Regions from separate parts of the Homo sapiens genome. Here regions 1 and 2 are each linked to region 3. A link is a contact called in ENCODE Hi-C or POLR2A ChIA-PET data. All regions are on one chromosome and are shown on one strand. Each heading gives the region's core, a stretch centred on a gene start or an enhancer-like site at or near the end of the contact. The rest is flanking DNA. Distances are from core to core; before and after follow the strand shown.

The links. A loop is a pair of places that touch in the nucleus more often than their neighbours do. ChIA-PET counts read pairs that join two places held with the same protein, here RNA polymerase II (POLR2A). Pooled maps may share reads with other maps.
Region 1: a loop to region 3 is called in a map of CD4-positive, alpha-beta T cell, with 2.8 times the contacts of the local background. The contact joins two enhancer-like sites. A Hi-C loop is called at or near these places in 6 of 168 maps with a recorded cell type or tissue (CD4-positive, alpha-beta T cell, PC-3, PC-9 and 2 more), 9 of 37 single-sample maps with no recorded cell type and 11 of 50 pooled maps. POLR2A ChIA-PET finds 5 or more read pairs at or near these places in 10 of 52 experiments (BJ, GM10248, K562 and 6 more).
Region 2: a pooled map shows a loop between it and region 3 (2.9-fold over the local background). The contact joins two enhancer-like sites. A Hi-C loop is called at or near these places in 1 of 50 pooled maps. POLR2A ChIA-PET finds 5 or more read pairs at or near these places in 4 of 52 experiments (AG04450, B cell, T-cell and 1 more).

Annotation. Positions count from the first base shown.
Region 1 is chr6:7,134,933-7,138,539 of GRCh38, forward strand. All of the region lies in intron 1 of RREB1 (ras responsive element binding protein 1), which reads left to right. Among named protein-coding and RNA genes, the nearest start is that of RREB1, 29 kb to the left of the region's middle. RefSeq lists an enhancer at 2,080-2,149. Within about 2 kb of position 2,104, at least 32 of the 41 ENCODE cell types and tissues checked have a DNase peak (open chromatin) inside an H3K27ac peak, as active enhancers do.
Region 2 is chr6:7,275,293-7,278,910 of GRCh38, forward strand. No RefSeq gene overlaps it. Among named protein-coding and RNA genes, the nearest start is that of SSR1, 36 kb to the right of the region's middle. RefSeq lists an enhancer at 885-1,054. Within about 2 kb of position 1,922, at least 5 of the 41 ENCODE cell types and tissues checked have a DNase peak (open chromatin) inside an H3K27ac peak, as active enhancers do; they include B cell, where a contact is called at or near this core.
Region 3 is chr6:7,199,567-7,202,995 of GRCh38, forward strand. The region is part of intron 6 of RREB1 (ras responsive element binding protein 1); the gene reads left to right. Among named protein-coding and RNA genes, the nearest start is that of RREB1, 93 kb to the left of the region's middle. RefSeq lists enhancers at 1,470-1,764, 2,529-2,678, 2,729-2,778. Within about 2 kb of position 1,470, at least 21 of the 41 ENCODE cell types and tissues checked have a DNase peak (open chromatin) inside an H3K27ac peak, as active enhancers do; they include B cell, where a contact is called at or near this core.

The sequences.
Region 1 (3,607 bases), core at 854-3,353, 64 kb before region 3:
AGAGCAGCCCTTGATATCACCTCATTTTCCTCATCATTTCAAAGAATTCTATTGGGAAAGAGAATGCAATCAGCCAGATTGTAAGAAACATTTGGACATACTTAATGACTCTCCCTTGGCCCTTTTAATTAATCTACTGTGATCTATTAGAGAGAGGACTGGGTTTGTTAGCTAGGAGACTAACGTAAGGTCCTGAATGCAAGCCCAACCTTGATTATGATTAAAACAGAAAAAGATATACTTCACACCTTGGTTTTTCCATCTCTAAAATGGGTAGAATTATCTTCCTTGTGCCTTCTTAGGAGGTGACACAATGATACCCATGGGCAGCATTTTCTTTCTTTTTAATCAGTAAACGTAAACAAAAACCTTTGTAAGGATGGAAGCTATTGGAAAGTACCATATAAAGGATTAGGACCGTAAATCCAGGGAAATTCTAAGCATTCTGAAAGCTGCTTTTAGGCAGGGCAGCAGCCAAAAGACCAGCTGGTAGATTGAGACCTTTCTGAAAAACCTGACTTCATTCTCTTGTGGTTCCATTTTCCTTTTTTTCAAATGGGGTCTAGTGGCTTAGCTGTGGTTATTCCACAGCTGATGCCTCTTTCATTGCTGTTCTTCTGGTTCTGACAACAACAGCATTCTTGCACCACTTAACTCTCCAAGATGCAGGCAGGGGAGGTGACTGCCTCATTTCTGATGTGCTTGTTAGCTACAGGAAAAGCATCTTAGTATTCTACCTTTGTCTAGGACTTGGGACTGGGAGCAGGTATTCCGTTTAAGTTTTATGTGCCATCTGTATATTTTCAAAAACATTTAACATGATCTTTATTTCAAGCTTTTATAGCCCTTTCAAGTTGCTCTAGGGGACTTAGCAAAACAGGTAGACAGTAAGTATGGATCAACTGAGCACAGGAAAGAATGGGATTTGGGAAGATCACATTGTTTGGATTTTCTGCTGATACTAAAGCTGGATTTTTACTACACAGGCAGGGAGAAATTACTGTCCTGTGGTGGACCTGGTGAGAGAGGTGGCATATGACTAAGCAAGTCAGCTGACCTCAATTAAAGGGCTGTGACCATCTGTACAATGGGACCAGTACCTCCTCCAACTGTTGGTCTCAGCTGAGTGAGATTCCCATGTCTGAGGAGGTGATCAGGGGTGATGATGACTTTTGATGGAACTGACCTCACACAGGTTTCTGGGGGAAAAAACCCACCAAACTTTATTTTAAGAATTCTAAAACAATTTTACAATTCTGATTTGAGTAGAAGTTTGATTTGAAAAGGGACTTCATCTGCACCTTCTCTCTTGCCTTTGTTTATAGATGTCAGTAATGCCCGTATTTTAAAAAGTTGAAATGAGTTATAAATTATATCTTAAGGATTTTAGTTTGTTTTGAAGAATTGTTTAATTGGCTAGGATTTCTCCCCCCTTCAGTAGCTTCAGATCCCAATGGCTAGGCAATATGGAGATAATAGTAAACAGGATTTTGTAAGAGATGTTATTTATTTATTTATTTTTAAATAGAGATAAGGTCTTGCTATGTTGCCCAGGCCGGTCTCGAACTCCTGGGCTCCAGCAACCCGCTATCCTCAGCTTCCCAAAATGTTGGGATTACAGGCATGAGCCACTACCCTCAGCCTGAGACATTATTTGAGGAGGAGGTCATGAATATATAATTAACTTAGGAGTACAAATGAAAAGTTTTCTCTTGAACCTACCTTTTTGAACAGAAGAGGTGATTTTTAGGTATAATGGTGTGCAAAGTAACAAATAACAGCCTCTAAAGACATTTAAAACAATAAATAAAGCATAAATATCTTTATTCAGGATGAACTGAGTTCTGAAGCCTGATGTTTTCAAGAGTTCTTTATTATCAGGTGGCTTGTGAAAGCCCGTCGTTAACCAAACGTGTTGTGTTTGCCTCAGAATTTTATTAAAAAGGTATGCATAGGTTCATATCCCCCTTATGTGAGGTGGCAGTGAAACAGAAACTTGATAGAAATATTGAGGAGGGGAAAAGATGAAGCCACCGCGGCACCTGGCCTCCCTCTTTCACTTCCCTTTCCAACTCTGCTCCTTTGAGATGTTCTTCGAGAAGATGGAGGAAGCTTGCTGGGTTTAGGGTCATCACCCAGGATCTGGCGACGGGAGTGCCTCAACATGGGGAGTTCCCTCCCCAAAGCCCAGAGCTAATTCGTCACATCCAGCTGCTGTCAGGAGTTGAGCAGTCCTGTCCCCTGGCTTTCCTGGGAAGGCCTGGGTGGAGGCGGCAGGAGCAGGCAAGGGACCAAGAGAGTGCCTGCTAGACCTGATGCCTCTCCCTTCCCCCCTGAGCCCCCAGGGAAGGAGCTGCCTTATAGACTCGGGTACAGGGAGGCAGGGAATAGAGGGTTGGAATCCAGAAAAGAGGGTGGAGGGCATGACTGCAGTTACTGCCATTGTCTCAGGACAGACAGACCAAGCCCTGGTACAGAAATTGTTTGGCTGTTGGCCTTTTCTCTTCAGATGTTTACATGCAGGAAGTGCCTTTGATAAAGTATGGTTTGCTAACATGAGTATGATATGCATGCGCATTTTTGGATGCCAAACACATAGGCAGATGAAACTAAGAAGCCAGATGCTAAGATAGTTGTTGATGAATTGAAACTAGCCTAACTGGCTCCACTGTTGGAGTCATTTGCTCAAACTACTCCAAACTTTTGTTTGGTCTACTGAAAACATTAGTTGGAAAGGTACAGCGTTAATTTAAGGCAGGGAAGCCTCCAGCACGTGAGAGTCGTGTCTCTCTCGGTGATGCTGGGAGGGAAGGATGGGAGATGAGAGTCATTTCACGGCCGCCTAGCTCCTCCTCTTCCTCTCCCTGCCCTGGAGCTGCAGCCTCAGCTTTCAGAGTCTCTTGCCTGGTGGTAGGCCCGGCGAGCGGTTGGATTTTAAGTATCTCAGTTATTTTCAGTATCATCAGTCATCACTTTCAGAGTTCCTTTTCTTTTTCAAGGGTACCCAGTCTAACTGTTTAGCTCCTTTTCAATAGCCCTCCTCACTCACTTACGCCTAGTCAGGAAGATTAATAATGTTAACTGATTTACTATCACTGCAAAAAGCATTAGTTAATTAGACTTTTACACCTCAGTCAGATGGCATTAGACACCCTTTGTGCACTTTAACTCAAGGATGTTAAAGACCTAAATCTTTCAGAAAAAAAGAAAAGAAAGAAAAAGGACAGGCACTTTTCCAGTTTAAGCTGCATGTTGGTCCATGTTAATTAGGCATTTGTCCTTTAGTCTGGAGGTGATAGAAAATGCCAGTTACTGTGGTATTTAACTGACATCAAACTCCTGTCCAAATAATTCAGTTGGGCCCAGCCTTCTCTCTTAATTGGTGGGAAGGAAAACTTCGGCACACACCCAGAATAGGGAGGAAACTGTTACGTTGAACATTTTGAAGTTTCATTCTGAAGGATCTGAAAGACACTTGAATATTTTTTAAATTAACTATCCAGTTGAGCTTTTTAAAAACAGTAACAAAAGAATCTCCCCTCAAACTTGAGCTACCCCAAATGATTAGCTTTTGTAAGTCTTCAGAAAATGAAAGTTTAGTCATTGT
Region 2 (3,618 bases), core at 672-3,171, 76 kb after region 3:
GGGTAACTAATAACTGTAGTTACTATTATCCCCATTTTGTATATGAAGAGACAGGCTGAGACAAGTGACTTGCCCAAGGTAATCTAGCCACTGAGTGGGTAAGTTTTGATTCAAACAAGGGCTAATTCCAACAGCTATTTTTTTAATACATAAAAAACTAATTTTAAATTTTTTTGTAGAGATGGGGTCTTACTATATTGCCCAGGCTGGTCTCGAACTCCTCGCCTCAAGTGATCCTCCTGCCTCGGCCTCCCAAAGTGCTGGGATTACAGGCTAGGATTACTGTTGGAGCTACCGTGCCTGGCCTCCAACAGCTATTAACCATCATACTATACTACTGACTGTCCAGCAACTGAAAATATTTGATTTGTTCATCTGAAGTCATCCTGTGTGTATACGTATATGGACATGACAGTGGCAAAGTCGACAGGTGGCCAGCTTTGTCTGTCCTCAAAGACTGCTCCTTTGGGAGGCAAGCTGCAGCACATGTTGGGCGTGGTCAGGCAGCTCTACAGATGACCCACGGGCTTGTCTCACAGCATTCATCTTTCTACCAACACAAACCATTCAAATTACTTAAAAAATCCGAGATTATTTCACTGATGTCTTAGCAAAAGCAGCATTTTTCATTTTCATTTTAATTCTGGGGTAGGGGTGGAGCACAGGCTGTTAGGCTGGTTGGAGTAGGGGGTTTGCTTTAGGAGAGAATGATTCCTAACAGTCTTGTCTTCTTCCCAGGCTTCTCCAGCTTTCTGGCAATACCAAGGGGCAGACCCGGGAATGGGTTGTTCAGTCACTGCTGTACCGCCCATGAGCGGCAGAGGGCAGCAAAACACACTCATCGGACGGGCATCAAGGGAGCCTGAGGATAACCAGGTATGCTTTAAAATGTTTTCGCATCATTTAGGGAACTCTTGCAGAGGAGAAATACTACAGATTTAAAATTATGAAACCAAAAAAACCACAGACACGAGTAACTATTTATTCTCCTTATGAGAAACTTAGAACTGGGCGTGGTGGTTCACACCTGTAATCCCAGCACTTTGGGAGGCCGAGTTGGGAGAATCACCTGAGGCCATGAGTTCGAGACCAGCCTGGGCAGCTCGGCGAGACCCTGTCTCTACTAAAAATTCAAAAAAAAATTAGCTGGGCATGGGGGCATGTGACTGTAATCACAGCTACTTGGGTGGCTGAGGAACAAGAATCCCTTGAACCTGGGAAGCGGGGGTTGCAGTGAGCTGAGATGGCGCCACAGCACTCCACTCCAGCCTCGGCAACAGGGCGAGGCTCTGACTCAAAAAACATAGAAGTGGGCCGGGCGCGGTGGCTCACGCCTGTAATCCCAGCACTTTGGGAGGGTGAGGCGGGTGGATCACGAGGTCAGGAGATCGAGACCAGCCTGCCTAACACGGTGAAACCCCGTCTCTACTAAAAATATAAAAAATTAGCTGGGCGTGGTGGCTGGCGCCTGTAGTCCCAGCTACTCAGGAGGCTGAGGCAGGAGAATGGCCGGAACCCTGGAGGCAGAGCTTGCAGTGAGCCGAGATCGTGCCACTGCACTCCAGCCTGGGTGACAGAGCGAGACTCCGTCTCAAAAAAAAAAAGCCACAAAAATTAGCCAGGGGTAGTGGCACCTGCCTGCAGTCCCAGCTACTCGGGAGGCTGAGGCAGAAGAATTGCTTGAACCTGGGAGGCGGAGGTTGCAGTGAGCCAAGACTGTGCCACTGCACTCCAGCCTGGGTGACAGAGCAAGACTCCATCTCAAAAAAGAAACAAACATACAAACAAACAAAAAAAACCATAGAAGTATACTTTTACAAATTCTTTTTTAAAAACACATACATATAATTTAAAACACAGATGGGGGTCTCACTCTGTCAACCAGGCTGGTCTCAAAATCTTGGGCTCAAGTCATCCTCCCGCCTTGGCCTCCAAAGTGCTGGGATTACAGGCGTGAGCCACTGTGCCCAGCCAACTTTTACAAATTCTCTTCTGTTTTTTTTTTTTTTGGAGACGGAGTCTCACTCTGTCACCCAGGGTGAAGTGAAGTGGCACACTCTCGGCTCACTACAACCTCCACCTCCTGAGTTCAAACAATTTTCCTGCCTCAGCCTCCCAAGCAGCTGGGACTATAGGCGCCCACCACCATGCCTGGCTAATTTTTGCATATTTAGTAGAGACGGGGTTTCACCATGTTGGCCAGGCTGGTCTCAAACTCCTAACCTCAGGTGATCCACCTGCCTTGGCCTCCCAAAGTGCTGGGATTACAAGTATGAGCAACTGTGCCCAGCCTCCTTTTACAAATTCTTAAAGACACAGCTAGTCTCCTGACGTGAGGCACTACTCAAAGGGAGCTTGAACAAATAGTTTTCCTTTGGTCTCTTTCCTCACGGGGTTCGTGTGGCAGCTTTGTGTGCCTGTGATATGTTACGGAGTTGTTTCCACTGGGAATTTGGTAACTTTGTCATTATGCGTTTAAGGAGAAAATAGTTAAGATTACAATTCACTCAATTTAGGAACCAACTTTTTATTTTGAAGCTACAGCTGTGATCTATTGTTTCACTTCCCTTTATGGAACTCACCTAATGGAATTTCACAGAAACCATCTATAGCAACGCCTATGCACTTGCTTGCCAGTTTCTGTTAAGTTTTTGTTTTAGTAAATGCTTCCTGGTTTGAGCTGCAATGTACAACCAAGATGCCATTTCCACTTCTCAAGGTGGAGCAGTCTGATCCATAACCCTGCAAGTTCCCAGCCAGAGATGCACGCATTTGTGAACAGGACACACAAACCTGTGTCCAGCTCTGCCACTTAACGGTTGTGGAATTTCTGGCAAGTTAATTTAACCTGTGTTCAATTTCCTTATTTGCAAAATGGAGATACACCTACTTCACAGTGTGATAAATAATTCACATGAAACACCTACCACGTGTGTCAGGTCCTGTTTTAAGACTTGGTGAGCTGGTGACAAAATTCTTGCTGTCATAAGCTTACATTCACAAGGGGTGATGGGCAATGGAAGGACAAGGTAACTTCTGTGTGTGTGTGTGTGTGTGTGTGTGTGTGTGAGAGAGAGAGAGAGAGAGAGAGAGAGAGTCTGTCTCGCTCTGTCGCCCAGGCTGAGAGACAGAGAGACTTGCTCTGTCGCCCAGGCTGCAGTGCAGTGGCATGATCTCGGCTCACTGCAACCTCTGCCTCCCGGGTTCAAGTGATTCTCCTGCCTCAGCTTTCCAAGTAGCTGGGATTACAGGTGCGCGCCACACCTGGCTAATTTTTGTATTTTTAGTAGACACAGGGTTTCACCATGTTGGCCAGGTTGGTCTCGAACTCCTGACCTCAAGTGATCTGCCCACCTCAGCCTCCCAAAGTGCTGGGATTACAGGTGTGAGCCACTGCGGCCAGCCCAAGGTAACTTCTGATAGTGGTGAAGATAATGAGAACAGAGCAGGGTGTGTGGGGCCTTCCATGAGGGGAGTTTTCAGGAAGACTAAGAGCAGGGAAGATGGGGGCTGAGACCTGGGCAGAGGGGATTACTGCCAAGGCCCTGATCCTGGACAAGCCTGGCAGGGTAGAAGATGAGGAGGTGGCTGGCCAGGAAGCCTGGAGGGCAGCACAGG
Region 3 (3,429 bases), core at 220-2,719:
CTTGCCTTTTTTTCTTCTTTTTTGATTGCTTGTTCTATGATGTTTACATATATATGTGTGTGTGCTTGGGTTTTGTGTGTGTGTGTGATTTTTTTGTTTTGTTTTGTTTTGTTTTGAGACGGGGTCTCACTCTGTCTCCCAGGGTGGAGTGCAGTGGTGCCATCATAGCTCACTGCAACCTCAACCTCCCAGGCTCAAGCGATCCTCCCACCTTACCCTCCCGAGTAGCTGGGACTACAGGCACACTCCACCATGCCTGGCCTATTTTTATACTTTCTTAGTGTGGATTTGCATTAATACTATTAGATGAGATTCTGTGGTTCTTTCCAGAATTTTTACTTTGCATTTTAGAAATCTGTGAATAATCGAAAGCTGCCACTATCCTCTGAGAAAAAGGGTAGGCAAGTGTGATCTGTCACTGAATTTTATTCTTCAAATTAGATAAAAAGTGTAAGAAAATTATCAAAGCTAAAAGTTGGCCAATTTTAATTGACAGTCTCTTGTGTAGCCTGTTTTTTATTTGCTAGACTTGACCTTCCTCAAAACATTTTTCCCTTTTACTTTGTGTTTTTTTCTTTTCTAATACCCTTTAACAATCAGCACAGCTTATTTTATATATATGTGTGTGTGTATATATGTATGTATGTGTGTGTATATATATATATGTATGTGTGTATATGTGTGTGTGTGTGTGTGTGTGTGTGTGTGTGTGTGTATTTTTTTTTTTTTCTTTTTTGAGATGAGGTTTCACTCTTGTCGCCCAGGCTGGAGCGCAATGGCACAATCTCTGCCTCCTGGGTTCAAGCAATTCTCCTGCTTCAGCCTCCCGAGTAGCTGGGATAACAGGCATGCGCCACCATACCCAGCTAATTTTGTATTTTTAGTAGAGATGGGGTTTCACCATGTTGGCCAGGCGGGTCTCAAACTCCTGACCTCAGGTGATCCGACCACCTCAGCCTCCCAAAGTGCTGGGATTACAGGCGTGAGCCACCATGCCTGGCCTATTTTATATTTTTGAAGAAATATTTGAAAAACCTCTTGTGGCCGATGCTTACTTTTGATTTAGAATTTCTCTCTGAATTGAATTGACCAAGTTCATGTTCAGTTATGCCAAAGAGCATAACAATCATAAAACTGTCCAAGTGGACACTGTCCCCTCAGTGGACATGTTAAGCAACAATCAAGCCTTTTTCGTCCTATCACTGGTTCTCAAATTTATGATCTGGTTCATAATTAGTTTTTTATCATTTGGCCAACTGGATGCTAATATTTATAACTTAAGTTTTCTTCTGTTTTAGCAGAGTTGTTGTCAGTTTGTGTTTTGGAAAGGAAATGCAAAATAAATTTTATCTTTAATGCAAGCAGTACAGTATTTTTGACATATCTTGTTGAGGTATTTCAGCAGCTCAGTCTTACCGGGTAAAACTGGTGGATGGCAGCAGAATCTGGAACATCGTGCTTGCCCACACTTGAACAGCAGGCAGTGGTGAGAGTGAGAAATTAGGTTAGGGAAGGTTAGGGATGGGCTTGCTGGGGGTAGGATGACTAGCAGAGAGCTGGCCTCTGCTCCGGAATGCAACATGCCCAGGTGTCCTCTCCCACCATGCCCCTCGTCTGATGCACTGAGAACTTTGAACAGGTCCTGAGTGTGTGTCCGGTTTAGTTTCATAACTCGAAAGTAGCAAAGTCAAGAGGGAGCCTGACTTCCAGCATTAGATCACAAAATGAAACCTGCAGGGAGCTGGCAGCATTTCCACCGTAGCACTTCACAGGGCTTTATACCTTACATTTTTCCGCCTTTGTTTAAATATCCAACCTGTCCGACCTGTTCGGGCTGAACAAGCTGGTGCTAGCAAACACTGAAGCGTGCCCACTCACTGTCAACCTTTTTCTGATGTGTTAAGGAAGGTGATTAGTGGCAACATTGTCCCCCCCCCCCAACCCCCATCCCACCCTCCCCACTGAAACATGAACAGGAAGCACTGAAGTCTTAGCCTGTGTATTCATGACACGGATCCTCATCTCACCTTTGGCATGTCTGTGTGCCTGTGGGCCATCCTCAGCTTCTCTTGGGGCTCTGGGATGCTTAGTGGAAAGGTTGTTGGCCTTCAGTGGAGACAGATTTTGTATTTCCTTAAACCGGAGATTCAGTTGCATAATGGGTTCATTGGTCCTGTGGTGTCAGCACTTAATTCTTCCTTTTCATGCTTATATAACCCAGCTTGCTCAAGAGGACTGCTGTTCCAAGTTTATGGGTGGGAAAACTGAGGTCTGCCATGCTGCAGGTTCTTCTGGGGCCCTCCTCTCCAGTTTCTGTTGGTAGATGGTGTACTGTTCCTCCCTCGACATCTCTGGAGAACAGAGGCCATGTGTGCACCATGTCCATCCGTTTTAGATAAAAGTGGCTATAGACGGCCTTGGTCATACAGAAGGGCTCTGTCGCCTGGTTGGTCTTGGGAGGTGACATTTCTCTTTGGATTCATTTATATTCATTCTCTCTCCAATCTTGGTTCCCCTTTCCTTGCCAGCAGTTTCTCAGTGGCCCGTAAGTAATATAACACAACATCCCCAGAGTGGGTGGCTTTCCTTTTTCACTACGCTGCTTCTTGCACTCGCCCACGGCACCTTCCACTTCCCTTGTGGGCGCATGGCCGACCATCTGGGATGGCCCCACCCGTGCATTTCTTGTTCCTCTTTTGGAACTGGCTGAGGAGTAGCAGTGACTTAGCACTGCCCTATCATGAAGATAGTCATCTCTTCCTCCTGCACAGAAAGTGAGTAAGTAACTAGGTCCTGCCTTCTTGAAGACACCTCAAGTGATCGCCTTTCAAGCTGAAGTGGGAAATGGCCCGTGACTTCAGCACTTCCCTCCTCCTACAGAGCTTAGGTGTGGGGATTGGGGTGTATGATTTTAGTCGTTGCCCTGGGAAGCTGGTCTCTGGTGGCCGGCGATGGCTTCCCTCAGAGGGGACAGCTCTGGGCTCTTGAGATCACTTTGGGAATGATGACTTCAGTTGGGGCACCATCACCTCAGACTGTAATATGGGGATATTCAGCATCCCTGCTGGGAGAGGCCAGCCATGAGTGTGGGGATTTGGACCCCAGGCTGCATGTAAATGTTGAGGAAACTGAGGGAGGTTAGCCTGGGGAAGAAGAAGAGGCCATGGCAACACAGCAGCTGCCCTGAGGTATCTAAGGCCTGTCCGTGGGAAATGAGAGCCTTCCACTGATGTCTCTGGACTCACCCAGGAAGGTCCTAGCTGGCCGATTATAGCTCTATGTTAATGAGAGTTCTCTTTGGGTGAGAGGAACATCAATTCATCCAACTTCTGAGGTCTTTTGTTTGTTTTTAAGAATGTCTGACTTTGTATGGACATATTACTATGTATTTTTGTGGATTTTGTAAATAGATATGGGGACCAAATAACA